Regions from separate parts of the Homo sapiens genome. Here region 1 is linked to region 2. Evidence: read pairs that join two places in POLR2A ChIA-PET (ENCODE). Cell type or tissue: PC-3. All regions are shown on one strand.

Region 1 (4,000 bases), 250 kb after region 2:
CAAATTACAATTTCAGCTATATTGTGTCTTGATATTAACCTGTCAGGTACATTCTTTTCCAACTGGCTCACATCTGTAATCCCAACACTTTGGGAGGTTGAGGTGGCAAGATCACTTGAGCCCATGAGTTTGAGACCAACTTGGGAAACATGGTAAGATGCCGTCTCTACAAAAAATAAAAAAAGATTATCTGGGTGTGGTGGCAGATGCCTGTAGTCCCAGCTACTCCAGAGGCTAAAGTGGAGGGACCAGTTGAGTCTGGGAGGCCAAAGTTGTAGTGAGCTGTGATTGTGCTACTGCACTCCAGCCTGGGCAACAAAGCAAGATGCTGTCTCAAAATTATTTTTAAAAATAACAACAAAAGACAGAGAGAAAAAGATATAGTCTGAAGGGACCTGAACTGTATGTGCCTGGATCAGAACATTAGTCCTCTCAGTCAATGACATATGTCAATTATATTGTATGAATAAGAAGTGGAAGCATGCTACAAAGCCTTGGTAAGACACATATGCTCCAAAAGGTAGAATGATAAACCTTATGAATATTCAGGGGCTTGACACTTCAAGAACATTTTTTGGAGTCTAATGATCTGGGTTATGCTGGGACATCCCCACCAAAGTAAATGACAAACTATAGCATCTCATAACTTTTCTCCCCAGCCCTCTGGCACCAACTATGAAGAAAGCACAATGCCTTGTAGGTCTTTCTAGCCTCTGGATGCAATGTATTCCACACTTAGAAATATTGTTTCTGGCCAGGCGCGGTGGCTCATACCTGTAATCCCAGAACTTTGGGAGACCGAGGCAGGCGGATCACAAGGTCAGGAGATTGAGACCATCCTGGCTAACACGGTGAAACCCCATCTCTACTAAAAATGCAAATAATTAGCTGGGCGTGGTGGCATGCACCTGTAGTCCCAGCTACTCGGGAGGCTGAGGCAGAAGAATCGCTTGAACCCGGGAGGCGGAGGTTGCAGTAAGCCGAGATCGCACCACTACTCTCCAGCCAGGTGACAGAGCAAGACTCCATCTTAAAAAAAAAATCTCTTTACCCCCATTTTACTGAGAGATATGAAAGACTTCCAGCTTTGAATGGGACAGAGCAGGAAAGCGATCTGAAAAAAATCTAAGATATGGGACAAGCAACCCTGATACTTGGGGCATCAGACTTACCAAGCCTTATGGTATTAGAGGTACCTGTGCTAAGAATGTACGTTATGTAGAGTTTATGGCAAATTGGATTAGGAGAAACATAGGTCCGTATTTGTAGCAAGGCCATTCTACGTACTGCAGAGAACTCTAGGCCATCCTGAAACAGCTCCCTTGCATGCTACTGAACCCTATTAGAGATAAAGTATTAGATATGATACAGCAACTGGCCATGTGACATGAATGCCCATCAGGGGCTGGCTTGCCAGACCCATCAAGGCATAAGGTTCAGAGGGCTCAATAGAAATCCTCATAAGATGGAAGTGGTACCACTGGTATCAGGCACAAGCAAGTCTAGTGAGCACAAGAAAGCTATGTGGGCAAGTGGCAGGACTCCCATATCACCTTCAACTGTTGTACCAACTACCTTTCTCTCAGTTTGTGCATATGTCCCCATGGCAGGGGGGTGGGTGGAGAGGGAATAGAGCAAGGCACATCACCAGGTGAAAAAGAACGAAAAAGGCCAAGTGGGTTCTAGTATGATGACACGTTGGAATCTTCCCTGAACTTTCTTCTTGCATCCTAATTGATGGTTGTCTTATTACATTTGTGCTGCTACAACAGAACATCTGAGACTGGGTAATTTATAAAGAAAAGGAAATTTATTTTTCACAGTTCTGGAGGCTGGAAAGTGCAAGATCAAGGATGCTGGCATTGGGCCTTCTTGCTGTGTCCTTATGTGGTAGAAGATAGAAGGGCAAGGGGACTACACTCCCTCATCAAACCCTTCTATAATGGCATTAACTCATTCATGATGGTGGCCCCCTCATGATGTAAACACTTCCCCAAAAGGCCCCATCTCCTAACACTGTGGCATTCAGGATTAAGTTACCAACACATGAATTTTCGGAGACACATTCAAACCATAGCAATTGTTTAGGAAACTGATTCTTTTGAAACCATGATGCTGCCTGGAATTTAAACGAGGCAGCTATGTGATCCAAGAACTAGTCACACTACTTCCTCCTTTTATTCAGTTATTAATTTAACAAATTTTTATTGAGCCTCTATTTGTAAAGTATTGCTCTGAGTACTGGGGATAGAGCAATGAGTAAAACAGACAAAATGCTTTCCTTCAGGAAGCCTACATTTTAGTGGAGGTATAAAAAAAGCACAAGCAAAAAGAAGATATTATATATTAAAAGAGTAATATAGTAATAAGTGCTTTGGAGAAAGGTTTTTTTTTTTTTTAAAAAAAAGAGAGATTGGAGGCGCTTGCAGGTTGACAAAGTCCAGTTTTAAATAGGGTGGTTCAGAAAGGTCTTAATGAGAAGCTAACTTTTGAGCAAATAATGGAAATACATATCTATGGTATAAGCAATCTAGGCAGAGGGAACAGTAAATGCAAAGGGCCTGAGGCAGTGGTTTGTCTAGAATGCTCAATGAATACCAAAAAGGGCAGTAGGGTTGCAATATAGTGAGCAGAGAGAATTGTTGGAAATGAACTCAGCAAGATAATGGGCTACCAGGTTTTACAGGTGTGGAGGCCATTCTTAGGACTTTAAATTTTTCTCCAAGTAAGATGAGGAGCTGTCACAGGGTTTTAAGCAGAGAATGTACGTGATCTCCTACATGAAAATAATTGATCTCTTTTTTGTGTTGAAGATTGACTATTGCTGAGATGAGAATGAAAGTCTGAAAGTTATTGCCGTAACCCGGGGAAAAGATAATGCTGGCTTATACAAACATGACAAGTGATGGAAGTGAGAAGTAGTATGAATTTGGATTTTTAAGGTCATAAATAATTTTCAGATTAGATGTGGGATGAGAGAAAGAAATAAGTGAGGGATGATTCTAAGGTTTGGGGCCTAAACCAAAGTGGATAGAGTTTCCACTATTTGAGGTGGAAAAAACTGAGGGAGAAGCCACTTTGAGAAAAAAGATGAGAAATTTATTTCTGTGTATGTTAAAATTGAGACACTTATGGGACTGTCAAGTGGAGATGTTGAGTATGTTGTGGATCCAAAAGTCTGAAGTTCAAGGCTGAGGTTTATTACCATGCAGATGGTATTTAGAACCATGAGGCAATAGATTACTAAGGGTTTGTGGAGAAGCAAAGGAGCCCAAGCAATGACCCTTCGGAGCCCCCTAGCACTAAGATTGGGGACATGAGCAGAAGAAATGGACAAGGAGCAGCCAGTAAGTTAGGAAACCCAGCAATGTGTGGTGCCCTGAAAGCCAAAGTATTTCTAGAAGGATGGGAGGATTATCCACTTCAAATGGCTCTGAGAAATCAGATGAGAATTGAGAATTGATCTTTGGATTCACCAATGTGAAGATATTGTTGACCTTGATAAGAGAAGTGTCTATAGCATTTTCATCAATATTCAAATGAAGAACACATAAGCAGCTGCTCTCTCTCTCTCAATTTCTCTTTCATGTCAATTAGTTTCAACTCAAACATCTACTTTTAACACATATGCTATCCTTTTTAACCCTTTCTCATCATTCTCTCTTTTTACACTTTTCTCCTATTTTCATGTCTACTTCTGTCTTCTGCCTCCACTCCACCCTTTGTAGATCCCTAAAAAGAAATACAGAAAAAGAATATAATGGTTCAAACTATTTTAAAAGTACCTTAAGAAGAGTGATTCCAAGGGAACAAGTACTATCAACCTCTTTACAATTACTCAAAAGTTTCCTTCAGAAAACTGACAATATTCACCATTTTCTCATCTTTGTTTATCCACAGAAAACAGCTTTCATGATGAAATCTGATAGCATGTAATTTTCTTTTTTCTCTAATCTAGCAAGTGATTGCAAATTGTTTATGTGTACTACTACATTTTTGT
Region 2 (4,000 bases):
ATTATTATCTGAAATTTTTTGATTTTGGTAAAAAATACAGTTTTATAAAATATGTGGACAACAAACGAGTTTCACACCTATATGTTTTATAAACTTTCAGTAAAGGTAACACCATTTACGTTGCACAATTATGTATGTCATTGATTGTTAAGTAGGCACTCTCTGGCTGCATGTGTGTCAGAGAAAGGGTGAGAAGAGAAACTTTTGCCCTCTGATCATCTTAAAGTTTTTGTTTCTGTCTACTTACAAGTCCCAAGAGGAGAATTAGGATGTCTCTTCCTGAATAGGATAAAGAATGACCTCTTTAACACATTGATGGTATCATCCTCTAAGGAACATACATTTCTTTTATTCTCTCTCTAATGGAAAAGTGGAACAACTTTTTCCCATCCTCTGAAAAGTTCTCTGTATGTTGAAATAGTTACTAAGGCTCTCCTTGTTCACGTTTTTGCTTTCGTCAGACAAAATAACCACAAATCCTAAAGTATTTCTTTAAAGATTTCTTTTCTTCTTTCTTTTTAATTATTTTCACTGTAGAACTATGGACCCTCTTCAAGTTTCCCATAGCTTTCTTACAACATGGTTGCTCTGGAATAGCTTGTCCTCATAACAGTTTAGCCAAAGCTAAATATGAAGAGAACATTATTTGCAGTTACATTTTATGTCTTTGTGTTATTTTCAAACAGCATTGCATTTCTGACTGATATGTAACTTATAATCTGTTGCAATCCCTACATCATTTCCACTATATTTATGCATAGCCAGTTCTTTCTTTTTTTGTCCCATAATTTGTAACTTTAACTGCCTTATAATTCATCTTATATACTTCCTTTTCTGTTTATTTTTTTTCACCATTCTGTGTCCAGAATGTTGGAGCTTTAATGGCTATACCTACATGGTGCCCAATACATAATAGGTGCTTAAGACAGGTTTAATGAATGAAATAACTAAACCAAGATTAGGCAATATATCCCACAATAATTTTTACTGGCTCTAACGCAATATAGATTCATTGAATCTAGTAAAATCTAGTAGAACCTTTTTCCATGCTTGACCAAACGTTTGGACTTTATCTAGAGAAAGATCTTTGTTTAAGCCTTGGCTCTTGCTTCTTATTAGCTATTTAGTTTGGAAAAATCATTCAAATTCTCTAAGCCTTTGTTTTCTCCTCCAGAAAGTGTGTATAATAATAGCTACCTTTGAAGTTATTGTGACGTTTATATGAGATATTGCACGTAAAATGCTTTAAAGTGTTCTTGATACATAGCAAATTCCCCCAAAATGCTAACTCATAAGAAAATGTAACACCCAAACCACTATATGTGGATTAGCTAAACAGAGGGATGTTTTTCTCAGCTCATGTTTTCCCTTCTGAAAGGATTTATGCTGGAAATTATTTTTGGACTCTTAAGAATTATTCTTCAAGGTATTCTCTCTTGATACTTAACTTTCTCATCTTTCTTCTCAAATTGAATGCATAGCACACATGTTTAGTCCCAGAAAATACTCACTACAAAATGTTAAGACTTCAAAATCAGCAGTAGCATCAGTTTCATCTTTTCCTATTATCTTGAGATAAGATAATAGAAAAAGAGATAAGAATCTAAATGGAAAGAATAGTCCACTGATGCAATAAAATAAATGTATAACTGCCATTGAATTACTTCAGAGAAGAATAAAATTTTTGAGAATTCAGTGAAGAGGGATGGTACCTTTGGAAAAAAGGAATCAGGTCTTATACAGAGTGTGTGCTCAAGGAGATATAGGGTAAATGTCTCTTGGGTGATGATGGCAGAGATGGGGGTGATGATGGCAGAGCTGGTAGTGATGATGATATGGGTGAGTTACCATAACACGGAAAAGAGGGCTTGACCCCTACAGGAACAACAGAGTATTCGATATTCCAGTGAGTATCCGAGTATGGCAAAGCTTTAGGAATGTAAAAGTAAGAGGAAATGACAGTTCAGAAGTGACTCACAGCAACATGAAAATAACAAACCGACAGACTTCATGGATGCTAAAATTCACAATTTAAAAATGGCCACCTGACACGCATGCCTCAGCAGATGTTGTAGTTTAAAGTGAAGATTTACAGTTTCTTTGGCAGGAAGTGAGTTGCTCAGGAAAAGGATTTTTATAAGGCTTCTTAATTGTCATCAGATGATAGGATTTAGGGATGGCATTTGTTAGCACAAGTTGCTATAAGGTGGTAACTTACACAAAGTTTACATTAAGCTTAGGGTTCATAATGACGATTTTCAAAATCCAGATAACCTTGCAAGGCAATTTTCTTTTTCAGCCACTGTAGAACATTATTTCCTACTCAGAACAACTTCAAAATTATATGTCCCATGGACACACTGAATTTCATTTTTACACCTTTCTAGTTTTACCTACACTGGGAAAATGGTCATTGACCTGAGACAAATAAAAATCAGAAGATCCTAGAGTTATTACTCTTATTGTTAGGCTTATTCTTGGATTACATTTTTTTCATATTGAGAAATACAACGCCCTTAAAATTATAATGTACCAGTGGCCCTAATATTTGGAGAGTCAAATTGTATATGGATCCACTTGGGATAATTGCATATGCAAGTGTCTGGAAAAATAGTGAAACTGAAACTAGTTTAAGAATCAAATTGCAAAATTTTGTTTTGGTTCTACCATTCATTATCTGTGTGTCATTTGTTAGGCAAACACTTTGACCCTTACTTCTCCCTTTAGTTAAATGGAAATGATTTCACAATGGCTTCACAGTGCTGTTTGATAGGACAAAGGAAATAATGTAAGGTCATTGAAAAACCACAAGGGTTGAGGAAACATACATAAGGCACTACTATTACTAGCTACTAATACTGCTTCTACTACTGTTATTACTGCTATTATAACTGCTGCCACCATCACTAACAGTATTACTTTCGTCTTGGGTTTGATTTGAGTAGCTATTTCTTATCCTGGGTTCGAAGGTGAGTAATATATAGATATACAACATATATACTATATTCCTCTGATACCTGTATAATTAAAACAGTGGAAGATTAGGTAAAACATAGTAATATGCTTTTACATATTTACTTTTAACAAAATACATACCAATTGTAAAAAAGGGTCAAAAATAATACAAAATTATGATGTAAAAAGTGAAGTATTTGAATAAATAAACAGAGGGCTCTCCTCTGTTATCCTTTCCCAGTTCCATTCCCTAGAGGTTATTCAGTCTATGCTTTTTCAGTGTACTTCTCTCAAGGCTGGTTGTTTCGGGAATGAAATAAGTACATCTTGGGTGTAAACACTGTTCCAGCTATGCAAGTGTCTACACAAGTAAGCAAGTCAGCAAGTTAGTCTTCAAATACTTTGCCTTCTAGTGGGAAGACAAACTATCTTAAAACATCATCATTAACAAATAGATTTTAAGTGCCTGTTACCTACAGGGTGGAGTACTGGTTACACTGAGAAGTACGGATTCTCAGCTTTCCTTTTTCTTAACCTTCATACAGGCTGTTGTTCTCTTCTATATATATTCAGCATATAGCATCACTCCTTTTATTTTAAATAGATTTTCAGCTTATCTCACAGCTTTAAGTTTATAATTTATTTGTTCTGGAATGTGTTCCTTATGACGTATAGAGAGTCGCTGATTTCAGTGATCCCATATACCTGAGTTCTTTTGCAGGTTGCCTAAAGAGAGTGAATAGCATTTGTTTTAAATGGAGTGGCTGGAGATCTGAGTGAAAGACAGGATCTGGTAGGCAGGTATGTAAATGGGCCTGCCACAGATTGCCTAAGTTTGGCTAGACTGGGCTAAAATCTGGTTTCTGATATTGGTATGACTAAGGTTGTGTATGGCTGGCACAGGTGAGGGCATAGAGGGATGCTGGGCCAAGAAGACGTTAAAAACATGCTTTAACTTAAAATTAGAGCTTAAGCATGTCTCCATGTACATTTAAATGACTTTACAAGAGTCAAGAATATGCTATAATTGCCCTAACCATTTACC

What was found. Peaks named below come from ENCODE experiments on the same cell type or tissue, not always from the same donor. Only the 100,000 strongest peaks of a DNase experiment are listed, where the experiment ranks them.
Region 1: POLR2A ChIA-PET joins it to region 2 with 5 read pairs; 2 of 35 experiments call an interaction of 5 or more read pairs at or near these places.

The regions. Positions count from the first base shown.
Region 1 is chr10:61,239,435-61,243,434 of GRCh38, reverse strand. No RefSeq gene overlaps it. Among named protein-coding and RNA genes, the nearest start is that of TMEM26-AS1, 210 kb to the left of the region's middle. In PC-3, no CTCF peak of the experiment used is centred here; no DNase peak of the experiment used is centred here; H3K27me3 peaks cover 377 bases.
Region 2 is chr10:61,485,698-61,489,697 of GRCh38, reverse strand. All of the region lies in intron 5 of TMEM26-AS1 (TMEM26 antisense RNA 1), which reads right to left. Among named protein-coding and RNA genes, the nearest start is that of TMEM26, 34 kb to the right of the region's middle. In PC-3, a CTCF peak has its summit at 1,795; DNase peaks (open chromatin) are centred at 1,947 and 2,757; H3K27ac peaks cover 392 bases.